Regions from separate parts of the Homo sapiens genome. Here all the other regions are linked to region 5. The links are chromatin loops, found by intact Hi-C in ENCODE. Cell type or tissue: OCI-LY7. All regions are shown on one strand. Region 1 overlaps LTBP1 (latent transforming growth factor beta binding protein 1). Region 2 overlaps LTBP1 (latent transforming growth factor beta binding protein 1). Region 3 overlaps FAM98A (family with sequence similarity 98 member A). Region 4 overlaps LTBP1 (latent transforming growth factor beta binding protein 1). Region 5 overlaps TTC27 (tetratricopeptide repeat domain 27). Region 6 has its middle 23 kb from the start of MIR4430.

What was found. Hi-C counts contacts between places; a loop is a spot of excess contacts. Peaks named below come from ENCODE experiments on the same cell type or tissue, not always from the same donor. Only the 100,000 strongest peaks of a DNase experiment are listed, where the experiment ranks them.
Region 1: it touches region 5 in a loop (11-fold over the local background); 39 of 110 quality-filtered maps call a loop at or near these places.
Region 2: it touches region 5 in a loop (9-fold over the local background); 43 of 110 quality-filtered maps call a loop at or near these places.
Region 3: it touches region 5 in a loop (5-fold over the local background); 49 of 110 quality-filtered maps call a loop at or near these places.
Region 4: a loop joins it to region 5, with 9 times the contacts of the local background. A loop is called at or near these places in 71 of 110 quality-filtered maps.
Region 6: it touches region 5 in a loop (5-fold over the local background); 21 of 110 quality-filtered maps call a loop at or near these places.

Annotation. Positions count from the first base shown.
Region 1 is chr2:33,267,882-33,272,881 of GRCh38, forward strand. The region is part of intron 15 of LTBP1 (latent transforming growth factor beta binding protein 1); the gene reads left to right. Among named protein-coding and RNA genes, the nearest start is that of MIR4430, 150 kb to the right of the region's middle. In OCI-LY7, a CTCF peak has its summit at 2,903 (motif pointing left); DNase peaks (open chromatin) are centred at 2,910 and 4,330; H3K27ac peaks cover 1,361 bases.
Region 2 is chr2:33,370,958-33,375,957 of GRCh38, forward strand. The region is part of intron 31 of LTBP1 (latent transforming growth factor beta binding protein 1); the gene reads left to right. Among named protein-coding and RNA genes, the nearest start is that of MIR4430, 45 kb to the right of the region's middle. In OCI-LY7, CTCF peaks have their summits at 2,190 (motif pointing left) and 2,403; a DNase peak (open chromatin) is centred at 2,184.
Region 3 is chr2:33,581,075-33,586,074 of GRCh38, forward strand. It overlaps FAM98A (family with sequence similarity 98 member A), which reads right to left. Exons shown (of 8, transcript NM_015475.5): 7 at 4,456-4,623; 8 at 2,586-4,370. The coding sequence ends at 3,702. Among named protein-coding and RNA genes, the nearest start is that of RASGRP3-AS1, 14 kb to the left of the region's middle. RefSeq lists an enhancer at 2,375-3,194. In OCI-LY7, CTCF peaks have their summits at 2,363 (motif pointing left) and 2,579; a DNase peak (open chromatin) is centred at 2,347.
Region 4 is chr2:33,031,607-33,036,606 of GRCh38, forward strand. The region is part of intron 3 of LTBP1 (latent transforming growth factor beta binding protein 1); the gene reads left to right. Among named protein-coding and RNA genes, the nearest start is that of LTBP1, 87 kb to the left of the region's middle. In OCI-LY7, CTCF peaks have their summits at 2,138 and 3,293 (motif pointing right); a DNase peak (open chromatin) is centred at 2,105.
Region 5 is chr2:32,769,711-32,774,710 of GRCh38, forward strand. The region is part of intron 13 of TTC27 (tetratricopeptide repeat domain 27); the gene reads left to right. Among named protein-coding and RNA genes, the nearest start is that of LINC00486, 53 kb to the right of the region's middle. In OCI-LY7, CTCF peaks have their summits at 3,103 (motif pointing right) and 3,321; a DNase peak (open chromatin) is centred at 3,121; H3K27ac peaks cover 544 bases.
Region 6 is chr2:33,439,474-33,444,473 of GRCh38, forward strand. It overlaps a transcript of RASGRP3 not described here. Among named protein-coding and RNA genes, the nearest start is that of MIR4430, 23 kb to the left of the region's middle. In OCI-LY7, CTCF peaks have their summits at 1,959 (motif pointing left) and 2,169; a DNase peak (open chromatin) is centred at 1,968.

The DNA.
Region 1 (5,000 bases), 500 kb after region 5:
TTGCTATAGGAAGTTGTTAAAACACAACTTGTTAGAGGCTTAATTTGAGTTTGGCAGAAATACAGGGCTGACATCTGCTGTCACATGTTTGAAGCATGAATATATCCTTCCAAGAAACAAGTGATGCAGATTTTCTTTTCATGCAACAGTTGTAGGTACTTCCACTTTCTGTAGTAAAAGAATATTTCTGAAAGAATCCATAGGGGGAACAGTATAGATAGTCTTTGAAATGAAGTGGTTTGCAACTTTAGAGCTACACTATACATAGTGATCTGCATTAGCACAAGAAGACTGTTTTGTATCAAATATAATTTAACTCAAAATGTGTATGTTCCCATCGGTTTCATATGGGAGCCAAACACAGATTTAAGGAGCAATCTCATCAGTTCTCTCAGGAATATTGCATAATAATGTTTTTGTCTCTAAAACACAGAGGAGGTAAATATTATTTGTTACTGTTAGTTTCTCCCATGATTGAAGACAGGGATAGAACAATACGTAAGAGTCTAAAATGAATACCATCAGCTCCACATTGTTTAGTGATTATATCTTTACGATGGTGAAATTGGAAGTAGCCTTTTCACATTTAGCTAAACACACTTTGACATGTGATAATTATAAAGTGAGCCACATATCTGCAGGAAATACGTGTGATGTTTTCCACTCTTAACAGCTGACTTGGTGGCTCGCAACATTATTGGCATACCATTTTCAAGTGAATTATATGTTTCAGCATATAAATTCTTGATTTAGCATAGTGTCTTAATAGCTAAAGGATAGGTTGGGAAAATCAAACTTTTATTTCTCTGGCAGATATTTACAAAGTGGAAACATCTGTTTCAATTGTTGTGGGACAATCTATGCTCACTGTGGGGCAGTTAGGAAGCCAGGGCATTTTTGTAAACCTTTCCATGAGTTAACATTTGATGCCTTCCTCTGGCTCTTCCCAAGCTTTCTCCATGGCTCTTGCAGACTGGTCAGAAATTATTCTTTGACTGAGTTAACTGCCTTGTGGAAACCTCTGTAATTATCATGGCCCAGACATTTAAAAAAACTATTTGCTCATCAGATCTTTTCCAGAACTCAGAAATGACCCAAAAATGTTTGTCCCTCAAGCATATTACCAGTGTCATTACTGCCTCAATAAACTGTGTATGCGGATAGAAAATGAACTCTTTTATTTCCATGTGAAATCATCATGCTTTAGTATTTCCAGACTCCATTCATTCATTCATTCATTCATTCATTCATTCAGGGAATCACATGATGAAGAAAAAAGCTAAAAGTCAGTATAGTCATTTTCATATTTTGCTAAAAGCTTTCTGTTTCATTTAATTTTAGAAAATAGAGTAAAAATACCACACTGTTAAATCTACCATTGGCCTTGTTGCTGGTATAAATAGAGTATTTGGTTTTCCATCACTGGCTTTCTGTCATGGCCCTTTTTCCATATTCTAGATGGACTCCAGCAAAAGAAATAGAATAAGGTCCTTGACCTGGTGAAGATGAGGTTTTCAGGGAGCAGATATAGTAGGGAAGAGTAGGGCTGTCCTGTGAACCAGGTGGCATTATGAAGGACATGTGAGAGAGTCCAGTGGGGAGCACTCACTTAATCGTCTCTCTGCAAAGCCAAGAAAGCCAAGCATGCTAAAAAGACAAGACATTCCCATTCACCAGCATACATACCCCTGACACAAGAAATGAGTGCTGTCTATGTGAGGCTTGACTCTGGTGTATCAGACAGAGCCCAGTTTCTAGAGTTTATATTGACACAGTTTGCTCAAAGAATCATATTCTTCTACATGAACTGATCTACTCGGTGGGAAAAGGTTTGCATGCCGATGTGTGAGTGACCACTTAGGAAAAATATAAAGCATCTTGTCTTTGCCCTAAAAAACAGAAAATGCAGAACACTTTTCCTGTTCTTTAAGACAACATTCTCAGGACTTGTGTACTGTCTATGTGCTCAGGAATGAAAACCTATTAGAAAAGGAGAGAAAACACAGGGGAGATATGAGGGAGACATGTTTTATATGTTTTAAAGTATAAGTACCAGTAATTTATTTTTTTACCTGATATTCAACTTTTTTTTTTTTTTTTTTGAGGCAAAGTCTCGCCCTGTCACTCAGGGTTCAAGCGATTCTCCTGCCTCAGCCTCCCGAATAGCTGGGACTACAGGTGCCCACCACCACACCTGGCTAATTTTTTCTATTTTTAGTAAGGATGGGGTTTCACCATGTCCTGGCTGGCCTCAAACTCCTGACCTCGCCTCAAGTGATCCTCCCTTCTCGGCCTCCCAAAGTGCTGGGATTACAGACGTGAGCCACTGCACACAGCCTCTGATGTTCAACTTTTTGATAAGTAGTGAATAGAAAGCAGACAGGGGTGTTTTGAAGGTGTGATGGTTGTTTTCTGTCTGCCTACAAGAGTGGAATCCTTGGCTCACGCCTGTAATCCCAGCACTTGGGGAGGCTGATGTGGGTGGATCGCAAGGTCAAGAGATGGAGACCATCCTGGTTAACACGATGAAACCCCGTCTCTACTAAAAATACAAAAAAATTAGCCGGGCGTGGTGGCGGGTGCCTGTAGTCCCAGCTACTTGGGAGGCTGAGGCAGGAGAATGGCGTGAACCCGGGAGGCAGAGCTTGCACTGAGCCGAGATCGTGCCACTGCACTCCAGCCTGGGTGACAGAGCAAGACTCCGTCTCAAAAAAAAAAAAAAAAAAAAAAGAATGGAATCCTGCCTGGCAAAGGATGGAAGGGATCTCTGAGGTCAAACTGATGACAGTTACATTAATTAATCACTTGTGTAAAAATGGGAAGAAGTAGAAATCAAGTATGTTTCAGAAAGTGTCCCTCTTTCCTTTGCTGTATCTCTTAGTACCCTCTAGTGGTGTCAGCCTAACATTTTCTTACATGTAACGTGATCCTGACAGACATGTTCAGCGTTTGCAAGCCACGTCTCTATATACTTATGTATGAGGTAATCAACTAAAAATCAACAAACATTTTTTATCAAATTCCAACCTCCTAGCTTCTATCTAAGATATTGGATTGGTGGGAAAGGCCATTATTACTCATTTTATTCCTAAGACTAAAGAGTTATACTTCTTCACTATTTCTCCTACCTCAGAGCTGACTTTTGAGAAGAAACACTTTAGCTATGTTGGCAATTTGTGGCATAGGAATATATCACATTTTAATTAAGCATCACATATATTTGAAGACTTGTTCACACATATAAAGAAGTTCCATTCTAAGGCTGTCCCTGCCAAATGACAAATACTTGGTAATCACCAAATTGGTATTGTGGGAGTGGGTTAGTGACTACTCATCAAGCTTTTCATGAAAACCCCAGATTTATAGCCTCTTAATTTGTTCTGAACCCTTGCCCTGAATATATTAATTCACCTTCTAATTTTTTTTTTTGCAAATATGGTCAACATGTCTTTCTGCTTTATGAAAATGTCAGAGATGAGTATAAAGATAGGTCAATAACCACCCGGGAAAAAACCCAAGAAATCTAAACACCAGTAACTTGCAAAGGAAGCTTCTATGTATAATATAGAGTCGTGTGCATCTCATGCTGTTTCACTAAAAAATTCCTATAAACAGAAGAGAATTCTTACCTGAAAGTCCATGAGTATAACCTGGTGAAGATTACCTTTTACCTTCAGATTTTAGGTACATACAAGTTATATTTTTAAGGAAGACTTTTCAGATTATGAAAGTGCCAAGACATGCTTAGTGTAAAAATTTTAAAAAGTACCAAAAAAAATGAAGAAAATGCTAATCCTAAAAACCATAAAACTTGGATCTACTTCCCTCCAACCTTCTTTTCTGTGTGTATTGTAGTATAATGGAGATTATATTCTATATTATAATTTGTGCCTGTGTTTTTTTAACAAATAAGCATTTTCCTATCTTGTTAATGATTATATGCTGTGCTGTATGTATAATTCATTGTTTTGTGTTATTATTGCCAGTCACTTAAGTTTAGGCAGTCATATTAATTACCCATGTTTTTAGCCTTTTGAATTATTTTTCCTATAATTTGATAATATTTTCACTATAAACAAATGTATCTTCCTGAAAGTGAATTAACATAACTAGACTCACAAAAGGTATAAGTAATTTGTAAATACATGGGGTGTGCATACATTTCTCATACATCCAGGTGACTTTGTGTAAAATGCTGAAGTTCATATGCTTCCTTTTTCAGATGACTTGCATGAGTAGTCTCAAAGTCACAGCACAGTGAATACTTTATGAAAAATGAAGCATGTGGTTTTGGTTTCGGAGAGCAACCTCAACCCCAATTTAGGTCATTTCCATAGTGAATCTGTGTTAAAGCACTGTTTTCCACATCCTTTTACTGCAGAATAGACAGTGTGTTATTAGCGAGAATAGCCCACCTGCTTTTCTTCTCATTCAAACCACAGACCTCTCTAACAAAGCTGTGCTCCTAGGTTGTCATGCTCAGAGGCGCCAAACTATTTACCTTGGAGGGTCGCTTGGCCTCATTCATACCAGCCTCTCTTTTGAGCCTTGTTTACTATACGATGACAGATAATAGCCCAAGGTAGTATTGGTATAAATGTGTTGGTTTTTAAATATATTCTTAAATGACTTCAATATGAACAATAATGGTAACTTTTATTGAGCACATATAATATGCCAGGCATTGGCTACATGCGTTATTTAGAGCATCTCTTTCATTCTCATACTTTGAAGTTGGAACTCTGATTATTTCCATTTTACACATGTAGAAAAGTGAGGCATAGAATGGTGAGGTCACTTGCCCCATTCTGCAGAACTGTAAAGGGCAGCAGCATTTGTGCCTGCACTGTCTTCAAGCCAGTGCTTCTAACCACCAGCTGTGCCACCTTCACTAGGCCATTAGACCTTCTTACAAAGGACATTGGAAACAGAAAATCTTAAAGGAGTAATTAATCTCAGAAGGCCCCCTTTGAGTCCTTGGGTTTTTTTTTGATGGACTC
Region 2 (5,000 bases), 600 kb after region 5:
TTGCTAAAGCAGCAACTACATCTGAGAGTACTGGTAGGTGCAGGAGGTAGGAGTGGCTGCTTAAATAGTGTTCTCTGAAGTTAGATGGCATCTTGCATATTGGTACCACATGCAGGGGAAATGAGTGTGATGGATTGTGTCAGGGGAGCTTTACATAAGGAGAATTGCATAATTGTAGAATTCATACATTTCTGGGGCTGCTTAGGATCCCATTTCAATGCTCCACTACAGAGGCCAGACCGCAGACTGCACTAGGAGGAAGTTCCTGATTTTTCCTTCACCATGGATGTATCATGGACTGACTGTCTCCCCATTCAGACTTCTGGAGGCCTTCCTTGCCCCATTGCAGCCCCTGACTCCTCTTCTCCTTCCCCTTTCACAGTACCCGCTGATCCTGCCCACTCTTAAAATGATTTGGGTGGCTAAACTGTTTTGGGAGGATCCTCAAATTTGTGGTCTTTATTGTGATGTCATGTCAGCCTCTGAGAGACAGAGCTGTTTGGGAAACCAAGTCAGGAAAAACGAGCCATTGTATCCATTTCATAAATGAAGACAGAGTGGTCATTGTTTGATCTTGCTGAGAATTTCTAGCGCTGTGAGAGAAGAAAGTCATAGAGTTATCAGAACTTTGAGGCCTTTGGTTGCATATGGAGTTTATTGGATATAGATTTTTTGTTGCTTGGTTTTTCTCAGTCTAAGTGATAATAAAAATGATAACTAACATATACATAGCACAATGCCTGGCATTTTCAACATGTTTTCCATCTACTGAGATATTTAACTTGCCAAGCCATCTTAGGTATACAGTTACAGTAGTCCTCTGCCTTATCTGGTTTCAGTTACCCACAGTCAACCACGGTCCGAAATATTAAGGGGAAAATTCCAAAAATAAACAACTCATAAGTTTTAAATTGCATGCAGTTCTGAGTAGTGTGATGAAATCTGGTGGTGTCCCACCCAGCACGTGGACCATCCCTTTGTCCATGGTGTCCATACTGTGTATGCTACTTGCCCATTAGTCACTTAGTAGCAGCTCCATTATCTGATAGAAATCGATCGTATATATAAGGTTGAGTACTACCTGCAGTTTAAGGCATCCACTGGGGGTCTTGGAACATATCCCTAGTGGATAAGGGAGAATACTACCCCTCCTTTTTCTGACAGAGGATCTGAGGCACAGCAAGCTTAAGATGCCTGTCAGTGGTCACGTACCAGTAAGTGGAAGCTTCAAATCCAGGCACCCTTGCTCCAGAATCTACGTTCTAACCTCTTCAGTGTTACTCGAGTCTCTTTCCATGATCCCAAAGCACATCTTAAATAGTCTCCCTTAGAACAGAAAAGTAACAAAGTGAAGAATTAAAGCTGAGATTTTAAAATTGTCTCACACATTGTGTGCTAAAAGAAAAACTGATTTTAGAGCTAACAATGAGCATAATAAGAGGCAATGTGTCATCAAATCTGTAGCCACAGACACATTGGCAGGAATAACAAAAAACTATATATTCAATGGACTAATGAACTAAAGCAAGTCAATAATTCTCAGTAAATAAAACTTTTAGTGATGCCTATCACTTAATCTAAAATGATTTTTTAATGTTTTTATTTTTTGCTACTCTTAAAAGTATAAGCTTAATCACCGGGTGTGGTGGCTCACACCTGTAATCCCAGCACTTTGGGAGGCAGAGGTGGGCAGATCACTTAAGGTCAGGAGTTTGAGACTGGCCTGGCCAACGTGGTGAAACCCCATCTCTACTAAATTAGCCAGGCATGGTGGCGCATGCCTGCAATCCTAGCTACTCTGGAGACTGAGGCACAAGAATTGCTTGAACCCAGGAGGCGGAGGTTGCAGTGAGCGAAGATCGTGCCACTGCACTCTAGTTTGGACAACAGAGCAAGACTTCATCTGAAAAAAGATAACATAAGCTTAAATGTTCTGGAAAATGTACGTAAGAATCACAAGATAGAGGGTGCCATTATCTCATGGAAATCAAAATCCGTTGATCTGCAAATGAAAGAAAATTATACATATTTGAACATTTGAATCTTAAGTACCCAGGGATCCCAGTGTCTTTTTATATTGTTAAAATAATTAGATTTCTGATAAGTAAATTGTTAAAGTAATTAGACATTGTAAGTAAACGGAACAAAGACTTGATAAACGGGACAACTAGTGTGTTGGGAGAATGCCACCTATTGGCGATGTAATGTACTACAGCACAGGTAATTTCTTGACTACTCAGGTGTAGAAAGATGGTTTTAAAACATGAGGTCCCAAAGGAAACAGAAGGTGCCACAAAATAAATTGAAAAATGTTAACAAAGTTTAATGAAACACGAACATTGATCAACATACAGAGGCATGGTCCTCTCAGTGTTGCTAAGAGAGCAGTTTGAAGAGACAGACTTACACATCTGAATCAAAAATTCTAGTTCTGGGACTGATGAAAGAGCAAATGGATTTTGTTTAATGCCTATTGAATAAAAGAATAAAGCACAAAGGCATGATGTGAATAGGCACTTAGTGAGGATCTGTTGAGTCAAAGCAATGTCAGTATGTATCCAACTTCCTTTGAGAAAGGTAGACTGTGCTATAGGGGAATAGAAGATATTTGTCAGTTATTCATACTCCTTTAAATAATGCTAGGAAGAATTATCATTACTGTATATAAATTATATACAGCTTGTGGTTTATAAGAAGAGATAAGTAAATGATCTGAAATGAAATCTAAATTATTTATAACTTACCTGTTTTCAGTTTTAGTTAAATTACTTACATGTTCTTTATTTTATTATTTATTGAATGCCTACTATGTACTAGGCAAACAATTCTGGAACAGGTGTAAAGTTGTATTTAATGAAATGCATAATTAGTATAATTTATTCCTAAATATTATGTATTTTAAATCTGCAAATGATACTTTAATAAATTCACCATTTGCTGTGACAGAAAATTTTTCAATCCTTCCTAATATCTAACCTACCCAAGTATTCATATCATTTTGCAAAAGTAAAGAATTTGGAATGTCTTCAAACAATTCGGCTAGTGATTTCTTCCATATCTGTGCATGGCTCTTAGACGCTCCCAAAGATCTCAGGGCAAGAAGTTTCGTAATGCCCTTGGAGGTGTGAAGGAAGACAGGGATTTGACTCATGGACTAAACTTGAAAAAATATTGTAACTGGGCCATAGTTGCAAAAGGCCTGTCAGCAGTCACGGTTTAAAGGCTTTTCCAAGAAATATGTTTCCAAAGAATGTTAATAATCACTTTGGAACACCCTACTTGTGAAACAATGAGTGGTCACTGCCTTTGGTTTAGGCAATCCAGGGATCTCTTTCTGCTTTTGGTCCTGGCTCTGTGACATTGCACTGGGCACATTACTTCAACCTCCTTTATCCAAAGTTGAGACCTCTTCGTGAGGTTATGATAATTAATACAATCACTATGAAAGCATTTATCATTTCAATCATAGATCCTGAACATTATAATTAAAGAAACAATAACCGCTAGTCACTTACAATGGAAAATTAAAATCAAACTAGAAAGATACAAAAGGAAATCGAGTGGCCGTCATGCGGGCACAGAGAATATCTATAAAACAGGCAAGCGTTCCAGTTCTGTGGGACTGAACTCTTGGTATCCATGGAACTAGATTGAATGGATGTTATATGAAATGGCCAGTAAGCCAGTTATGTTGTTCCTCATTGAAAGGACTCTTGGCCCGGCACAGTGGCTCACGCCTGTAACCTCAGCACTTGGGAGGCCAAGGTGGGCAGATTCTGAGGTCAGGAGTTCGAGACCAGCCTGGCCAATATGGTGAAACCTCATCTCTACTAAAAATACAAAAATTACCTGGGTGTGGTGGCGTGTGCCTCTAGTCCCAGCTACTCTGGAGGCTGAGGCAGAAGAATCGCTTGAACCCGGGAGGTGGCTGTTGCAGTGAGCCAAGATTGTGCCACTGCACTGCAGCCTGGGCAACAGAGCAAGACTCCTTCCCAAAAAAGAAAAAAGAAAGGACTCCTGTATTTATTTAGAAAGCTTTCTCTCACCCCTCCCAAAGAAAGGTTGAAAATACTTTTACTACTCTCAAAAGATTATTGCAAAATAAAATTCATTAGTGAATTCAAACTGAAAGTAGCTCTTTGATGTAATGTGATCCGTATGTTAATTTCCTCACTTGAAATCCTAGTGATTTCTTCCATATCCATGCATGGCTCTTACATGCTCAAGAGGGTTAAATGTGATAATGCATGGGAGAGGATTGGCCTACAGTAAATGCGCCATAGCGAAAGGCGTTAGCAATTATTATGAATCAAATCCAGTTCTAGGAAATGAGTCAACGTTCATCATGCACTGCTCCCTGGTTATCCAGTGCTAGAAGTCTCTTTGAAAGGGGCCAAGAATCAAAGACAATGAGGGATAGGAGGGTGTTCAGGGAATTGCACAGACCCGAATACCCCTGTGTACTTGCAGAGAAGCTCCACCTGTGCCCGGCCAGGCTCCTACAGTGTAAGTTAGGAAGTCAAAGAGAGGCTTTATGCACACAAAGGACCATTATGTTGAGTTGTTTGTTTGTTTGTTTGTTTATTTTGAGACGGAGTCTCGCTCTGTCGCCCAGGCTGGAGTGCAGTGGCACGATCTCGGCTCACTGCAAGCTCTGCCTCCCAGGTTCACGCCATTCTCCTGCCTCAGCCTCCTGAGTAGCTGGGACCACAGGCGCCCGCCACCATGCCCGGCTAATTTTTTTGTATTTTTTTTTTTTTTTTTTTAGTAGAGACGGGGTTTCACCATGTTAGCCAGGGTGGCCTCAATCTCCTGACCTCGTGATCTGCCCGCCTCGGCCTCCCAAAGTGCTGGGATTACAGGTGTCAGCCACTGCGCCCGGCCTATGTTGGGTTTTAATGAACATTCAATGTACTCAATTTTTAAATGTTAAAACCTAGATATTCCTAAGAATTTGATTTCAACTTTCACATTTTATCATCCTATTTATAAGTCCAATA
Region 3 (5,000 bases), 810 kb after region 5:
TTGAACCCTAGGAATACATTAGTGTATACAAATATGGAAACCACAGGGAAAAAAAAAGCATTTCTAGTTATTACTATGATAATGAAGAATGAGAAAAACAAGAAAAACAGGAAAATAAGAAGTCATAAAATGCTAAGTATTCTGTGATGAATGTACTTTTTCATTCAGGTAAACTCATTTTTTTATTTAGGTAAAATACAAATAAATACCTAAATTTTATTTAGGTAACCCTCTCTGTTAAAAAACAAATGGATCAAATGCTATCCAAATTACCTAAAGTGGGAGGCGGGGGTATGATTAAATAATATAAACATATTTAAAAACTATTTTCAAAAGGATGTAATATAGGTAGACAAAGTATCCAGAAAGATACAATGGGCACAACCTAAAAATATTTAAGTCTAAGGATGGAGGTAATCTGGGCACTGGGAAATCAATTAAGTATATATAGAAATGATTCAAATGCCTTCCCTCAGCAAGAATTTGCCTATTCTATGTCTACCACAGTTGGACACTAGATTAGTTTGGATCTACAGCAAGAAATAAAAATGATAGTGGTATATCTTTAATAGTTTTCATAGAGAATACTGACATCCTATTCTAGTTCCTAGTAGTAGGAGGAAACAGAACATTAACTAAAGGTACTGTCTGTCTCACTGTATCCGTTTTAAGAGATAACAGTTTAAGATATCATGTTAAAAATTCTCTCCTAATATTTTTCGCTTGTTTCTCCAAGAAATTCTCATATGCCCTATATTCCAGTAAATCATTATTTACAAGTTAAGGTTAAGAATGCATATAAGATCAAAAGATACTCTCTATACAAAACCTAAGAACTTTAATATAACAATAAAACTAACTGGTGGTTTGAAATATCCTGTTTCTAGAGAACTTGATCTATGTTCAAGAGAAAAAACTCAATTCTTTTATGGTTTCAGAATGGGGAGAGGCGGGGGAGGAACAGCAAACGCTGGTAAGGTTCCAGAGAAAAGGGAACACTTATACACTGTTGGTGGGAGTGCAAATTAGTTCAACCATTGTGGAAATCAGTATGGCGATTCTTCAAAGAGCTAAAAGCAGAACTACCATTCGGCCCAGCAATCCCATTACTGGGTATACATCCAGAGGAATATAAATCACTCTACCATAAAGACACATGCACGCATATATTCACTGCAGCACTATTCACAATAGGAAAGACACGGAATCAACCTAAATGCCCATCAATGACCAACTGGATAAAGAAAATGTGGTACATGTACACACCATAAAATACCATATAGCCATAAAAAAGAATGAGATCCTGTCTTTTGCAGGAACAAGGCTGGAACTGGAGGCCATTATCCTTAGCAAACTGACACAGGAACAGAAAACCAAATACCACATATTCTCACTTATAAGTGGGAGCTAAATGATGAAGACGCATGAACACAAAAGAGGGAAACAACAGATAGGGGTCTACTTGAGGGTGGAGGGTGGGAGGAACTAGAGGAACAGAAAAGATAACCTTCGGGTGTTGGGCTTAATACCTGGATGATGAAATAGTCTGTACAACAAACCGCTGTGACACAAGTTTACCTGTATAACAAACCTTCACATGTACCCCTGAACATAGAAGTTTTTTAAAAAATAATAATGTTGGGGGAAAATCTAGTTTGAAGCAGGAGCTGCAGATTTCAGAACTATCAGGGCGAAATGTATCATTTGTGTTCTTACATCCTTATATTCGAAAAAGCAATCTATTAACCGTAAAGATAAATCAAAATATTTTTCAAAAGAATGAAACCTGTATTCATTAGCTATATTGTGGAGTCTGAGGCTACAAAACAGATCAAAGCAAATACTAAATATAAATACATCCTAAGATATGATACATTTAAAATATGAAACCTTGACAATTTTAATAGGAAATCCTATATAAACATAATTACTTAACAGTTTAAAGAAACCAACACAACATTCAAGACAACTTAAAACCTTAACTTACTTTAATGATAAAACACTTGAAATTGTCTTCAAATTTGAACATTTTAAAATAATTGTAAATGTTAGCTGAAAAATAAACAGGTAAAGTTAAAAGGATCAATGTGGGTTTTCAAAGATGGTTTTAGTATTAGAAGAATGTGCTTATCTCAGTAGCAAGTAGATTATTTTAAATGGCATGACATGAGTTGATTCTTTAAAAAAGCCCAATTTAGTAGAAAGGAAATACAATTTCTCTTTTGATAAACATATTTATATTTTCAGTTACTTCCTTTTTTAAAAAAAGTCCCCCAATCTTAGGAAGAATGGAGAAGCAAATAACAAAAAAACCCTAAAAACATTTTTGCCTAGTATGTGTAGCAACAGCTACACCCAGTGGCCAGAGATGAGTGGTGACGGTTTCTAGCTATATTATTATAAAAGGAAAACCTGGAAAGAGCCATTTTTCCATTTATTTAAGGTTTTAGGATAAAAGTCACCTTTCACTAAAATTAGGTTTTAAGGAAATACTCAAGAATCTTTGGGAACAAAAGCCTTAGCTCATCAGCTTGACGCAAGAGTCCAGAATAATTCAGTAGCTAAAATAAAACTCAAACCAAAGAGAGAACTTAACAGATACTTTATTGCTCACCTTTCACACAAAGCACACCTCCAGCCATTTTCTTTCACAGCTTGACAATGTTTACATGTACAAAAACCCAGCAAGAAGCATCATGTCATGTAGATTTCAGTAAGGGAGAATGTAAAACATCAACTCAGCCAGGCTTTTGTTTTCTGCAGCAATAATAAAGGGCCTCCTGCACTTAGCAAAAATCTGTCTTAACTTTGTAGTGCATTTCTTCCATTACAAAAAAAGTTACCTGCTTAAAGCAAACTAACTTGTATTTGCTGAGCCAGTGGTATTAACTCATGCATAAAACAAATTTCGGTTTGCTATTTCTTCTAGCAAATTTCAAGTAAAAATAAGGTTGAAGGAGGAATTTGTTTTGGATGGATGCAGGTCAGTTTGAATTGCTATACTTAACTAAATGCCTACATGTACTATAGCTTCACAACTTAGTTTGCTTTTATAATCTTTATGGATTTTGGCCGTGTTCAAGGTTTTCAGAGTTGAGCATATGATACAGTATTCCATCAACAAAATAAGGCTACTGAATGTGCTATCTGCAAAAGAGCTCATTTAATAGGAACTGACCTAAAAGTTCCATCATGAAGCACACGTGGCATAAAAGTCAACCGGGGGGCAGAACTGTGCTTGGAAAATAGGCATTGGAATACTTTAAGCAAAACACATATAAATGGTTATTCATATGAGGAAGGTTTCCTAGTAGTAAATCTAAAAAAGTCTAGGTGAATCCTCATTTTCAAAACTGCATATTGAAAACATGAAAACTACTTATTCAAGTAATTTCTTCAAAAAAGTTTGCATGTTCTGACTGTGGAATTAGTCTACTGGGCAATTAAAGGCAATTTTAACCACCTTTTAAAAAATTTTTCATAGAAAGGAGAGATGTTATGTGTTTCTCAAATAAACGGCATTATGTAAGTCCAATAAAAAAATCTAACAGAATTGAATGAAGACCTACAAATGCTTATGCCAAGCAGGAATCTGCCTGCCACCTGTGGTCTCACATTAATTCAAAATAGGTGCTGAATTCAGGATTCTGAAACTAAGTTTCTATTACTTGAGCTCTAGCAAAATGTAAGGTTCGGTAGCCTCAACTAGTGTAATGTCTTCCCTGTCCAAATCCAGAATGATTATACTGATAACCTCCATGCTGGAAATGCTGTTCAAATTGACCCCCTTGGTGATAATTCTGGCTCCCTCTTCCTCCCCAGCCTCCTCCCTGGCCTGCACGACCACCTCGGCCTCCACGACCACCTCGCCCACCACGACCACCACCACGATCACCATGGTGCCCGCCATCTTGGTATCTATTGTCCTGCTGGTAGCCACCACCCTGGTATCCACTTCCTGTATATGAAGAAGATGTTTGGAAGCCACCATAACCTCCGCCTTGATAGCCACCACTGCTGTGGCCACCATGATAGCCACCTGGCTGGAAACCTGAATCTCGATAACCACCATCTTGGTAGCCACCTCCTCCACCACTCCCTCCATCTGTCCAGCCTCCTTGATGCTTATTTCCTCTTCCTCCCCCTCGGCCACCATGGTCATAGCCACCACGTCCACCTCTCCCGCCTCCTTGTTCATGACCTCCTCGTCCTCCGTATGAGGAATGTTCATAGCCACCTCTCCCTCCTCCTCGGCCTCCTGTTTGCTGCTGGGGGCCATCTTGCCTCTTCTGCCACGGTGGCATCTCTGGGGGTGGAGGTTCGATTTCATTGGGTCTACCACCTCTGTCAGGCACCCTGCCCATCAACACCTACAGAATAGGAAAGATATTTTAAACTTTTATTTTATGAACAGAAATAAATGCATTTGGAAAAAATTAAAGGTACTCTAATCACCTTATTGATGGCACAGGCAGTCTTTTCTCTTATAGAGCCGCTGCTTGTCCTTAAAATCTTTGACAAGTCCTGCCTTGCAGCCAAAAGATGGGCAACAGAAATAGTAGTTTTAGGGGATAAGACTGAACGTTTCGGCTGGTAAACCTTGGCTAATTTTTCTGTCTGGCTCTGTTGAAAGAAAAGTGTTCAAAGAGAAATGTCAATTTTCAAAATGACATAAGAAACACATATTAAATAAGTTAAAGGTCTCCAAAATATCTGATAATGATATTTACTAGGCTCTAGATGGTAGGAAAAGTTATATACTCACTACTGCTCCTACATAGTCAAGAACTACCTTAAAAGTACAGCTGCCAGACTTGTTGACACAACAAGGAGTGACAGGGACTGTGGGGGCAGGGGTGGAGTGAGAGGGTGCCCCTTTAGGGTTATGAGGCCAACGTGATAAAAAGGTTCCCCCATCATTGGTCTCAGATCAAACATACTCATTTTCTCTATTTAAATATAAGAATATAAAGCTATTTCAACAATTTTGCTTTTTAATT
Region 4 (5,000 bases), 260 kb after region 5:
GGACTAAAGGAACATTGACCAGAGTTGGAAGGACTTGGAAAAGTGAAGGAGAGTCTGGCCTTTAAATAAATAACAGGTGGACGATAGGGTGGGAATGATTCTCCTGTTGGGGAATTGATCTCTTTGTGGGGATTGAAGAATAGCAGGAAATGAGATTGAGTGGGCAGGTCCAATTATGGAAAGCCTTGACAGTCAGACAGAGGAGCTCTGTGTAGGGCTCCGAGGAATATGAAGATGGCTCTGATAGTCACTGAAGAAGTGTCAGGCTCACCCTGGAAAGCCAGGTCAGGTGGGGTGCTAAGAGAGTGTGAGGGAAGGCCTGGGAGGCTGGCTGCTGGGCAGATGAGAGAGAGGGAGGCCTAGAGGAGCTGGCCCTGTGGAGTGTCTGTCTTGCACAGGGACTTGAGAGGAGAGGGATCTGATTCCCTTTAAAACAGGAAGGATTCAGACTGCCAGTCAAGAAAATAATTCCTTTGGATTCGGGTTAAGGAATTATGTGTAGTCTAATGTTGATCTCTCTCTCTACCTATGTTAAATGGAATGATATGTAATCTTATCCTCTTTAGGAACAGGAAAGTAGGGGATATCATTGAAGGCTTCCTGTTCCTTATTACACTCTATCCCTAGACTCAAATTCATCAACCCATAATCAAAACCAGATTTGATTTCCTTCTGTGTTGATCAAACTAACACATCATGCTCTGTAGAATAATCAAGGTCTTTTTTCCTGTTTCAAATGTTCAAGAGTTTTCTACCTTTATCTTTGTTGGCTTTATAGCTTTGCCATAACTACTTTTTGTTATCTCTACCCCTATCGATATCAACTTCCGTGTATCTTCTCTGTGTTTTTCTTGCTACACTAGGAGTGATCCACTCACCTATATTCCTCCTCCTTTAGGTGACAGAAGTCCTACATCTTGATTATCCTGTATTGGTGAACTGGAAAGGAACCTTGGGTAATCACACACAGATGTATAATAACCAACAGGTTGTTAGGCTCTAAATGTCTTCCTAGCTGGACTGCATTCTCATTAGTTATTATTTAAAATAATATAAAATAAGTAACAGTATGACACAAAAATTGCATATGTATTTGATACTATTAATAAAGCAGTTTTTGTTTCAGACTTATATTCATTTAATTTAGCTATTAAGGTCTAAAGTTGCTAGGAAAGTTTTTGTGATTTGCTTTGTGAAGTAGTGTAGTAACATGCTGCTTGATAAAAATAATGGTAATTGCCTTTCACAGAATCAGAAATGCTTTTCATACCTAGTGAGGAAATGCTATACTTCTTTTAAAAAACTTACATATCCATATCAGCTTTATGTTCAGATTAATTTAGGATGTTCATAAAAAACAAGGATTTGATCAAGCTCAGCTTTATGTTCAAATAATTTAGGATGTTCATGAAAAACAAGGATTTGATCAAGCTCCATTAGGAAGTCTTTGACAAGAAACCAAAAGAAATGATTGGGACTTTCAATTTCACATGTATTTGTTGAATATTTACTGTGTGCCAGGCAGTGTGCTAGCAGCCAAACTAAATAGTCTTTAGTTTCAATGAATAATTGATAACTGGAATGTTTCTTCCATCATTTCTAGTGTAAGTGGTTTTTTTTTTCATTTTTAGTAGAGAGCTATATTTTCATAGGACAAAACATGTAATACTGTCCCCTCTGTTGATATTAAGTCAGATATTTTATCTGTTCAGTCAAAGCCCAGTTCTGGTGTTAATGGGCCTGGATTTAATTAATTAAAGGATTAACTTACTGTATCATTACCTGTGTGCACCAGGCACCCTTCTGAATTGCAGACAGCATGTAGGAAGATCTAACTAAACTTTAACCTTACAAGTACAAACCACTTCTAGGTGTTCTCAGGTGTGAACAATCAGATGCAAGCGGGAAAGAGATCAGAAACACTGACAATAATAATGCATGAAATAATAGCTCCTGTAGAGTTTTAGAAGAAAGGGTTGAGCTGACTATGGTGGGGGAAAAAAGGGACTTTTTTTTTTTTTTAATGTGTGTGATGTTCTACAGAAACAGCAATCTGAAAGCTAACTGGCTGCAGCTGGATGGACTTTCTTTTGTATGGAGACGCTGCCTCTAGTGTTTAGGAAAAAATGCACACTAGAAAATAGTGCAACATTATGGTGCCATCTGTCTTGAAAATGAATTATTTTTTATTGTCTGCTTTATAGTAGTTCCCAGACAAAACTTGAAAAAACTTCAACTAGCTTTGGTGCTATTTTGCGTATGGACAGTTTCAGCAGGCAGAAGCCTTTAAAGTTGTATTTCAAAGCGCCTCAGGAGTTATCGATGTGATGTGATGAGACTGTTTGCCATATAAGCCTCTCAAGAGGCCACAGCCCTAACCCCCTCCCCGGCTCCCTGGGGGACAGGAGAGCAGATGGAGTCGTGTTTGCATCATTCACCGTCCTAATTGGGTTTGTGACTGGCTGTTAGGGCATCTTTCTCTCAGATGGCATTTTCTTCTTTAATTCAAAGTTTCACTTTCTCCTTAGCAGCGTTCTGGATTGTTTTTGAGGGAATGATGGCATGGATACGCAAATCTACAGAGTTAGAAGAAAGAGACGAGACTTGAAGGATTGTTGTTCTAAAAAAAAAAAAAAGGCTAAAATGCATTTATTTCTCAGACTTCTTTAGAATAAGTGCAAATGAAAAAGAATACTGAAAACATTTTCAGAACCCATGAAAACACTTGTCGGTATTAATATAATTAAGGTATTTAAGTTTAAATGTTTAAAGCTGATCTTTGAGGTGTTTTAGCTGGGCTTCTACTTGAAATTTTGTAGTGTGAATGTATATCAACTATTTATAAACTAGCTGAAGGGAGTTAAGCTATTAATGTTTGGATTTTAAAATCTATAAGGATCAGAAAATGGGTTTTGTATTCCATATCATCTAGAATGATGACAGGCCTGGAAGCATAGGACAGAGCTGGCACATTTTCAAAGGAATTCTTCCCTGGTCTGGATACTATAATGAGCACAACTGCATTTTGGTGGATTTATTATATACAGTACACAACATATATAACCATTTGGAAGTTGGGTTTGCTTTCTGGTTAGAGGTGCACTGGTTATAGCTGATTATGTATAGGGTTTGAAATAGCATCTGGTTAAAAATTTGAGGGGCTGACATTTCCTCTCAGAGACTGGTGAAAATGAATAAATACGCAATATGGAAATATCCATGCCAATCAATTAGTAGAAGGGTTTAAATAAAAAAAAAAGGATGCAATTTGAACATTTACGATTATGCCAGTGGGCAGCAGGTGGCAAGCTTTGCTTTTCAATGTTCTTCAGTTTTATTTTTATACCGCAGAATGCCAAAATTTGAAGAGGGGGGTTTAACTCCACTGGAATATGTCATTTCTTGGCAGTGCAACCTCGAACCACCTTCTTTGCTCATTGTGCATAATTGCCTTTCTTTGGATGCCGTAGCCGACCCTTGGTTCCCCTTGTTGCCGATGGATAGGAATTAATTCATATGAGCAATGTTCTATTCTCTTGTGATTTTAGCAACACGTTGCTAATGGAGAAAATAAATTAGAAACAAATGAGTTTCTTAAAGCAGTCCTTGTATGATTTATAAGAGATTTTCTTGTGTAGTTTTACTTAGTTCTAAATGACACATAAATTGCTTTTAATTTAAAAAATTCTAACTGGCTATATACCTTGATATGGAGATGAGAAGTAAGCAAAACTGCGTAGAGTTCCATGAAAGTGTTTTGAAAAATTAGAGAGGAAAAACACATTTTGAGACCAGAATAGAAGACCATTATCTTTTCATAGGCTAAACTGTGTAGTCAGGATTTGAATTTTAAATCCGGAAAAGAGAGCAAGCTTGAAATGGGAGTGATGGTGAGGTGGACACCAAATTATTTTATAGTCTACTGTATTTCTTCATACTTTCTAGATAAAAAATTCTTTTTGGGTTGTTTTATGCATTGTGAGAAATTCGGAAGAATGGAGAAGAATGCAAAAGCATATCAAATCACTGTAAACATTTAATAGTCTACAAATATTTAACACTTGCTGTGTACTCAATTTTTTGTAGGCCGTTTGTTAGAATTGAGTTCACATGGGGTATAATTCTACGTTCACGACTTGACATTCTCAACCTCAGTTCAGCATTTTTTCTTTTTAGAAAAGAGATCGTTCATAATGATTATAATTTACAACACACATATTTTAAAGGATAGTAATAAAAAAACCCAAACTGTTGTACCCACTACGTAGCTGAAGAAATAAAAACACTGTTGTCATTATCTTAGAGGCTCTTACGTGGTCCTTGTTAATTCCTTTATCCTTTTTTCCCAGAAAATAATTTATATCAGTTATTTCCTGCTTTTCTTTATAGTGTTACCACATTTTTAGGTATATCTGGATACTGTGCTGTTTAGTTTTTGACTTTTAAACAAATGTCATATTGTTTGTATTCTTCTGAGACTTGCTTTTCTTGCTCAAGGTGTTTTTGACATTCTTCTGTAACAGTGGCTCTCAAACTGGAGCATGAATCAGAATCGCCGGTGGAGGGCTTGCTAGATAAAATACGGCTTGTTGGGCCCCACCTCAGAGTTTCCGATTTGGTGGGTCTGGGGAGGGGTGGAGAATTTGGGTGGCTGACAAACTCGCAGGTGGTGCCAATGCTGAATGCTGCTGGAGGGGTCTGCACTTTGAGAACCACTGATTAAAGCTGGGGATTCTTTTACTTTTTACAGTAGCCCATTATGTCAGTATACTACAATTTATCATTTCTACTGATAATGAACACTGGGTTGTTTTTAGTGTTTTGCTGTTACAACAGGGTCATGATGAACGTTTTTTTTTTTCTTTTTTTGAGACGGAGTCTCACTCTGTCACCCAGGCTGGAGTGCAGTGGGGCAATCTCAGCTCACTGCAACCTCCGCCTCCTGGGTTCAAGCTATTCTCCTGCCTTAGCCTCCCAAGTAGCTGGGATTACAGGTGTGT
Region 5 (5,000 bases):
TGAGAACATTAACATTATAATAGCTATTTCTATTCATTAAGCATCTATATTCTAAGCTCTTATGTAAGTATGAACTCTTTGTAAACCATTGAGGTATTGAGGGGGATACAGGAGAATTGTGTTAAGACACAGACTCCTGCCCTCCAGGGGTTTATATAGGTTAAATGGAGAGAGGAGGCATGAATAGCATTGTGTGTAGCCAAGGAATTGAGTGAATAGGCAACATGCTTTGGGTGCCTGGCAATGCTTTTGGGTGGCCTTGTAAATAAGGATGTGAATGGTCAGAAAAAGCCTGATGGAAGTGAATATTGGTGTGAACTACCAGGAATGGTTGGGATTTGGATAGGTGGAAAAAATTGGGAAAATATGTTTCAAGGAAGGAGACTAGCGGATGTAAAAACCAACCCTGCAGAGAGCAGTTTCTTGGTAACTATCAGTTTTGGTGGTTTATATTTTATTCAGTTATAATAATGAGAATAGCAACTAATGCTGAGTATTTACTCAGTGCCAGGTACTGTTCTAGAAGCATTTTCCATATATTTTTAATTCTCTGCAGTCACTGAGTTACTTATTGTTTTTACCCTACTTTCATAAATGAAGAAATAGAGGGTTAAGTAATTTGTACTAGATTTTACAGTTTATGAGGGATGGGGCTGGGATTTCAACCTGAGCTTTCTGATTCCAGAGCTCTTGCTCTTAACCTCTTCACAGTTTTGCCCTCGAGGATATCATAGTATGCTAGGACGTAATGGCAGATTTGGTTGAGGTCAAGTTATAAAAAGCCCTGAATACCAGTCTGTCAGGTTTGAACTTTTTTCATCCTTTAATGAAGAGCCATCGGGGCTTTCATCAGAAGCAAAGTGAGAATGTAAGATTGATGTTTGGGAACCATCCAGCACATGTTAGGGAGTGACTCTCTTTGAGACCAGGGATTTAACTGAGCCGACCTTTCCAAGGCCATTGCTATACATAAGACCAGACTTCTATGATACAGTACTCTGACATTTTAATCATCTTAGCGGTTTGTACATGCTGCTCTTCCTTGATTTAACTTTTTCTTTCATTTTAGCTTTTGAAAGGATAAAATATTTTTATTTGAAATGGATTTATATCGTTTCTGTTTTGAACTTATGTTATTTGTGGTGGGAAGACTTGAGGATGTTGGAACTCACATTCCAATAGGGAGGATAGGATGAACATATGTGAATAATATGTACGGAAAAAAGACATTCTTTCCTTTTTATTTTTCCCTTCTAATATTGGTAAGCAGTACAGAATGAAAGTCTTAAGGTGTAACTTGCATAACTGCCAAGAAATGTGAGTACTGTGATAACATCTGGGCTGTAGGTGTGACTGATGCATAGTGGGGAGGCCGAAAGCTTTGCTACCATAGACCTGATTCTGAATTCTGGTAATCCCGAGGAAGATAACAAAGGCAAATCTCTTCATCTTTCTGAGCTTTTAAATAATGGAGTTTATAATCTCTACCTGGATTTGCTGCTGAGAAAATTAGAGCCAGTATATGTTAGGTGTCTAACATATTTCCTGGCCCATAGTAAGTTCGCAATAATAGATGTTACGTAGTCGTTCTTTTCTTTTCTGCCTGTTGCACTGTAGAAAAACCATTGTTGCCCCATTATCTGTAGCCTAAAATTAGGGAGATATATCTAACAGGAGAATCTCACATGCAGATGACATATAAACACCTGTGTTACTTTGCATTGTGAATTATTTGAAAAGACTCAGCAAATATAAAGACCAGTGGTAACCAAATCTAGCACAAGAATTAAGAGAAGGGCATTCAGTAATTAATAACCTCTAGTAAAAGAAAAAGTATGTATAAAATTTAGTTGATCCTTTAGTTTAAGGGAAGACACTGAAATAGAAGAAATTATTCCTTTGGAGAGATCAGGAAGCTGGTAGGTTAAGATTTATATTTCCTCATGGAAGGAGAACTTAGAATTTAGTAAATGAGAAACTTGGCTATGAAGGAGTTGGCAGTGCACATGAGGAAAAAAATGAGCATCAAGCATCACTTTAGGAAAAGCTACTATCAGACACCATTGATGTCACTCTTGGATTTCACTTCGGTCATTTCCTGTTTAATGATACCACATTCAACAACTCATCTGTGTTTGGGGTCACAGAAATCAGGCAGGGGTACAGAAAGAGTGGAGAGTGTGGTATGGCTTTAGGATTAGATTATTCTACATTAACCTTTATTATATGTGACAGAAAAATTCAAAACAGTTGATCATATGAGGGAAATTAGCCAAAAGTTTGAATACTGATTATCAATGATGTGGAAACTTTCAAGAGGAAGGGAGTTTGAGTAGTAGGTTCATAAGTGGTACCCATTGCAGATGTGTCTTAAATACCCTTGTAAAAATTAACTTTTTAATTATAAAAGTTATCTATGCCAGTTGTCTAGTGGTGCTTAGTTTTTGCTAGCCCTCAGGGTAGCAAACTTTAATTTTTATTTTAATTATTAAGGTTTAATAAGTATTACAGTCACTGTCTTCAGCACACATATTTCACACTTGGGTTGAGGAACCATTGTGTGGCTTTAAGCCAGTTATTTCCTTTGTAAGCATCATTTTCCTCTAGATCTCTTTTGAACTGATTTCTAAGGTCTCTAATTGAATTGATTCCCTTCCAGTTCTTCAAACCTGCTAATTCTAAATACCGGACGATCCCTGACTTACAATAGTTCCACTTAATAACTTTTTGACTTTATGATGGTGCAAAAATGATACATTTTCAGTAGAAACTATGCTTAGAGTAACCATACATCTATTCTGTTGATAACTTTCAGTATAGTAGTCAATAAATTCCATGAGACACTCCACACTTTTTAAAAAATAAAATCGGCTTTGTGCTACATGATTTTCTCTATCTGTAGTCTAATGTAAGTGTTCTGAGCATGTTTAAGGTATGCTAGGTGAAGCTATTAGGTTCAGCAGATCAAGTGAATTTAATGTATTTTTGACTTAACAATATTTTCAATTTATGATGGATTTATCAGAACATAACCCTATAAGTTGAAGTGCTTCTATATTCCATTCTATTGTCAATGTCCTTATTTTGCCACTAGATGGCAATTGTGTACCTTCGAACCCAGTCCCCTCTGGGTTTTCAGAATCTGGGGCATCTGGAGAACTCAGGAATTTTAGCCTAGTCCACCCCTGCTTATTTCACACTTGGGGAACTGAGACTCATAGGTTAAGTGACATAGCCAGGGTCGTAACAGTTACTCAGAGCCACTTGAATCCCAGTCGTCTTTCTCCTCTATCACACTCTAGGGGACTTTGTGAGGGAAATTCAAAGAAACCATGCTCTCAACCTTTTGAGTTCTTTGTGAATTATTTTTAAAATAATTTAAAGCCATTGGTTAAGTACAGGTATTATCACATTCAAAATAAACAGTTGGCCTGCTTTTGTGTTTCTCTATTGGCTCCCTGAGACAGAAACGCTAGACAGTCAGCTTTGAAAGGTTATTGGCTGCATACAGCCAGCTTGCCTTCACGATTTGCCCTGGAAATAAGCTCTGCAGAAATCTCAACCAGGGCCTCTCTATCAGGTGATTATCTCCCTCCATTCTTGCCCCATCCTGTGGCCACCCATTTTTCTATGTTTTCTTTTGTCCACCTGACTAGCCCAATCAAGAGAGCGTTTGTGGGGGAAGAGATATGCTCCTGGTTCTTAAAGAATTATCTTTTGGGTTTTCCCAGCACATGTTAACTGCCCTGTTTCCCCCTCTCTCTTTATTGGTGACAAGGATGGTATTGCCATAAATCATGGCTTGTGTATAGGCAGAATGGTGTTGTCGGAGGCAGAGAGGACGTGGTCTTTGGAGTCACACTGACTGTGTCGAACCTCTCCTCTGTCTGTGACTGACTCTGACTCTTTGTCGCCTCTCTTAGGAGAGTGAGATTGACCACCTTGCAGGGTGGGTGTGAGGAACGCATGAGTAATGTGTGGAAAGCTCATGGTGTCAGTGCTTGGCACACATAGCAGATGCTCATTAAGAGCTAATTATTTTGGTTGTTATTGTAAAGAGAGGAACAGGAGTAACTATAATATATGAAAGAAGCTCAAGGGAGGATCTCAGCCAAAGGAGCTAGTTTTTTATTGGAGAAAGAAGGGAAGGATGCAAGGTATTCCAGGGCCTATGTCAGTGTTTTAGAGAAATAGTGTAACTGTGTTAATAATGGTAGCCACTAGCCATGTGTGACAATGGACACTTGAAATGTGACTAGTTGAAATTGATCCATGCTGTGTTGAATTCACATCAAATTTCACAAATTTGTGTTGAATTCACATCTTTGAATTCACATCAAAGACTTGGTGTGAAAAAGTGGATATAAAATGTCTCAATAACTTTGTATAGTAATAATATATTGAAGGAATCGCATATTGGATATGTAGAGTTAAATAAAATGTTATTAAAATAAATTTCACCCTTCCTTTTACTTTTTTTTTTTTTTTTGAGACAGAGTCTCATTTTTTAGCCCAGGCCAGAGTGCAGTGGCGTGATTGTGGCTCACTGCAACCTCCACCTCCCGGTTCAAGTGATTCTCCCACCTCAGTCTCCCGAGTAGCTGGGATTACAGACGCATGCCTGCTCATTTCTTTTGTATCTTTAGTAGAGACAGGGTTTTACCATTTTGGCCAGGCTGGTCTTGAACTCCTGACCTCAAGTGATCTGCCCACCTCAGCCTCCCAAAGTGCAGGGATTACAGGCATGGACCACCTTCCTTTGACTTTTTGAAATGTAGAAAATATAATGAGGCTACTAGCATGATACTTTTATGTGATAGCACTGGACGAGAAGATAGAGATTTTTGTACCCAAACATATACAACTATGTTCTGAGGAATCGAGAGAGGTTTTTTTTGAAGCTTCTTTTGATTTTGTTTTTCTTTTATGATGTTCTGTTCTTAAGAGTATGACTATTCTGAACTGAGATGCCAGTCACTATTGGTAATAGCAGTTTAAGT
Region 6 (5,000 bases), 670 kb after region 5:
TCAGATGAAATACAGGATGCCCAGTTCAATGTGAATTTCAGATAAACAACAAACACTTTTTTAGTCTAAGTGTGCCCTACTGCATGACTGTGTATGAGACTTAGTGCATGGGACCTACTTATACGAAAATAGTATTTGCTGTTTATCAGAAACTCACACTTAGCTGGGGGCCCTGTATTCTGATTTCCCAAATCTGGCAACTCTTCAAGGGAACTGAGAGTCAGCCAGCTTGACAGCAGCAGAGGGAATGAGCCTATGGAGCAGGAAAGAAGTGCCTGGAGGAGGCTGGGTTCAGAAGGTGGTGGGACTTTAATGGTGAACTAAGGAGTCAAGAATTTAAAGACACCTGGGGCCGATGAGAAGTTCTGAAAAGGGAAATGGCGTGCATAAGATCTGCCGGTTGGAGGCAGAACTTGCTGGGGGAGAGATCAGGGCACCGAGGCCTGGGTTCTGATGAAGACAGAGAGAAAGAAGCCCAATGGAGACACATCTGAGAACAAACTGACGCGTTTTGCAAACTAATTGGGTATGGTTATAGGAGGAGAGAATGTGTTCAAGAGGATGTTATGTTTTATGGCTCCATTCAAAGAAATGGCCAAAGAGACAGCAGCAGGTCAGGGAGTTAGTGAGAGGGATGGGGATTTTGGTTTCAAACACAGGAAATTTGAGGGAATGATGGAATAGTCAGATAGAAATAGTAAGCGAACAGCTGAGAATGGAAAACAGCTTAGGAGGGAGGTGAGAACTGGAAATAAAAACGACAACATTTATTAAGCACTTACTCGATGTCAAGCCTTTTATCTCCATTATCTCCTTCTGCCTCTGCAACCATCTATCGGCAGGTTCCATTGCCAGCCACATTTTGTAGTTGAGAAAAGTGAGGTCAGAGAGATTAAGTAACATGTCCATGATCACATCATTAATGAGAGGCAGATGGAAAATGGAACCACCATGTGTAGGGGCCAAAGCCCTCACAACTGAGACTCATATACAGAATGTTGAGCCTCTGGCTCTAGATTCACTTTCTCCATCTGCAAAGAGCTAAGGGCGCCAGTTGCTCATGCTAGAACCCAGTTTTTAGCCAGGTTCCAGGTCTTCTATTGTTCGTAACTTTGATGGCCCTCGTAGAATTCTCCATCTTTTGGTTACTCTCTCTGAGAAAATGGAAATCATTTATACCCAGAGGTTTTCCTTATTTATTAACCTCCAGAATCGTTTTTCCCCTTAGTGGCTCATTTTAAATTTTCCCTTGGTCATCTGGTGAAATAAAGATTATGATGAAGAATCTATAATCTCATATAGTTACTTTTTTTGTATGACATGTGTGGCTAAAACATACTTATTTTACAAAAATCCCGAATACAATACAATTTTATTAAATTTCATCTTGAGGTTGGACATTAGATCTCCAAACTTGTTTTTTTTTCTTTCTTCTTCAAGACAAGGTCCCCCTCTATCACCCAGGCTGGAATGCAGTGGCACAAGCTCGGCTTGCTGCAGCCTCCACCTCCAGGGCTCAAGTGATCCTTGTGCCTCGGCCTCCCAAATAGCTAGGACTGCAGGAACACGCCACTGCACCCACTAATTTTTGTATTTTTTAGTAGAAACAGGGTTTCACCATGTTGCCAAGTTGGTCTTGAACTCCTGACCTCAAATGATCCTCCTGCCTCGGCCTCCTGAAGTGCTGCGATTACAGGCGTGAGCCACGGCACCCAGCCTCCAAACTTGTTCTTTAGTGTCTGCTATTTTGTATCCTTTGACCTATATGTCCCCATTTCCCTTTCCCCCCTCCTCCCACCCTTAGTGGCCACTGTTTCATTCTGTATCTCTGTGTTTTAGGGTTTAAAAAATATTCCACATATAAATTAGATCGTGCAATTTTTAGAAAAAGGTTATGCTGAAGAGAAAAGACCAAGGGTGTCAACCTCCTCTCCTTGTCCCTGGCTGCTCTCTAGTGGCAATACCAGAAAACAACGCTCAGCCCAGAGACAGCAGAGCCAGGCACTAGAAGCAAGCTCTTTAGGAATCTCTAAATAGCAAATTCAAGAAGGCTAGTTGTGCTAGGAAATTCTGGAAGAAGACTCCATGGAATTACATACACCCTTACAGCTTGTTGGCCTGAAAGGCATTTTGAATAGAACAGTTTTAGATTTATCTTAAACTTTCTAATCATTAAAAATACTTCACCTGTTTACCATTTTAGGCAGGCACATATGTTTGGCTACTAAACTTTCAATGCACATACGTGCCTTTTTATTAAGATTTCCTAGATCTTTGATTCTAAATATTTACTTCAAAATACACAATATATTTTTTAGTAAAAAGCAAAAAGTCTATCTTTTAGGGATCTATTCTTAAAAACATCATAAATTGAGACAATAATGCGTGTGTAAAAGACTATTCATAACAGATACATTTTGTAACTAACCTAAATATACAGGGAATTGTTAAATAACATTCCACAATATGAAATTTTATACAGACATTAAATTACATTATAATATTTAATGACATTGGAAACTATTCATAGTAAATGTTAAGTGAACATTTACACTTACATTCAGTGAATGTAAGAAGTCTACAAAATTATGTATATAGTGTGACCCCATTTGCTTAAAAAATATATATGTACATATGAAAAAAGAAGTAAGAGCTAAAAAGTCATACACCAACTGTTAACAATAGAAATTTCTTAGCCTGGCCAATATGGTGAAACTCCATCTCTACTAAAAATACAAAACTTAGCCAGGCGTGATGGCATGCGCCTGTAGTCCCAGCTACTCAGGAGGCTAAGCCAGGAGAATTGCTTGAACCCAAGAGGCGGAGGTTGCAGTGAGCCAAGATCGCGCCGCTGCACTCCAGCCTGGGTGACAGAGCGAGACTACGTCTCGAAAAAAAATTTCTGGTTGGTGGGATAATGGTGATTTTGATTTTCTACTTTGTCTCCAGGATAAATAAGCATGTACTACTTTTATAATCAGGAACAAAACCCAGTATGTTTTCAAAATGTACAGAGCTAAGTCTCTGTTCTGATTTCTTGCTGTCATGGCTGACAATATGTTCATGCTAATTCATTGCCATTGACGGCCTCTCCTCCAAGTAAAGGGCTATATCCTGTTTGTGACAGCATAATCCATTGTAATGGAAAAGATTATGATGCACTGGCCTGTTCTATGACTTCACTGCATTCATCAGCAGCAGGAAACAAAGACATGCACTTTTTTCATAATTGTTTTAGTAATAATTGACAATTGGAGGAAATGAATGGCAGAAAACAATTATGGGCAGACAAGATGGTCAGCAAATCAAACTGGGAAATGCAGGGGAGCCCGTCTCAGCTTTATTCATGTAGCGATTTCAGAACATTACAAAGATATTATTGTTTTGTTCTCCTACAGAAATCACTATTGTTTTTTTTTTTTTTCTTTTTTACCAGCAGTTACACAATTCTTTGCTGGCAGCAATGACTTCCAATGTGTTTTTAATTCAGTAATCCGGTAATCCCACAACAGGGATTTGCTGCTGAACTTTTTATGTTTATTAATATTCAGGGTCAGTGTGAACGCCTCCCTGTGCACATAGCTAGTAAAATGCACAGCGATATTGCTGTGACTTTTCTTGCCTCTGAATAACTCCCTGTTGCCCAGACATAGAATCTTAAAAGTGTTTCTTTCTATTACATTTATAAATAGCAAATTCATGTTTCTATTTTTTAAATTGTCCCTAGTCTTCATTTTAATAGCAATGGGCAGGAGAATAAAACAACAAAAACTCAAAACAAGTGAATTAATGATTCAATATCTAGTTTCCATGCCATGAAATGGGCACATCCCTTAGATGAAAATGAGGGATGGGTTATCAATTAGGAAACAGTTAAGTAAGGCAGGTATTATGCTGTGGTAACATTTATTTATTTCTCTTAGCGGCCTGTGTTCATAGTTGTCTTGCTGGGTATTACTAGAATTCTTTGGATGGGGAAACTAAACATGTGTGGGCTGTTACATCACTCCAAGTCATACTCTTCTCTGGTTAGCCTGATATGGAGTAAAATTCGGCAGCAGCTCTGACTTCCAGTTTTAAAGACTACTTACTGCTCTTACTATTTATTATGGAACACCCTACAGCACAGTCCTGTAGAAATACATACCTGTAATCCCAACAATTTGGGTGGCAGAGGCTGGAAGATCACTTGAACCCAGGTGACCAGCCTGGGCAACATAGTGAGATCCTGTCTCTAAAAAAAAAAAAAAAAAAAAAAATAGCTGGGCATGGTGGTACGTGCTTATAGTCCTAGATATTCAGGAGGCTGAGTTGGCAACATTGTTTGAGCCCAGTTGTTCAAGTCTACAGTGAGCTATGATCACACCACTGCACTCCAGCCAGGGCAACAAAGTGAGATCCTGTCTCAAAAAAATTAAAAAAATAAAATATAAATAAAATGTGAGCCACTAATGTGACCTACATAGTTCATTTTACATTTCCTAGTGACCACATTTCAAAAAATAAAAAGAAACAGATAAAATGAATTTTAATATCATAGTTTAAGGAGTGGGGGATAGTGCCTTACACCTGTAATCCCAGTGTTTTGGGAGGCAAAGGTGGGAGGATTGCTTGAGGTCAGGATTTCAAGAACAGCCTGGGCAGCATGGCAAGACCCTGTCTCTACAAAAACAATTTTAAACATTAGCTGGGCATGGTGGTGCATGCCTGTAGTCCTAGCTACTCAGGGGACTGAGGTGAGAGGATTGCTTGAGCCCAGTATTTCGAGGATGCAGTGAACTATGATTGCACCACTCACTGCACTCCAGCATGGGCAACAGCAAGACCCTTTCTAAAATAATAATAATAATATAGTTGATTTAACCAAATATATCCAAGATAACATTTCAACATGCACCCAATATAAAAAACCACTAATAAAAACTTTATATTCCCTTTTTGTAATAAGTCTTTGAAACCCAGTGTGTATTTTATCCTTACTGCATGTCTCAACTCAGACT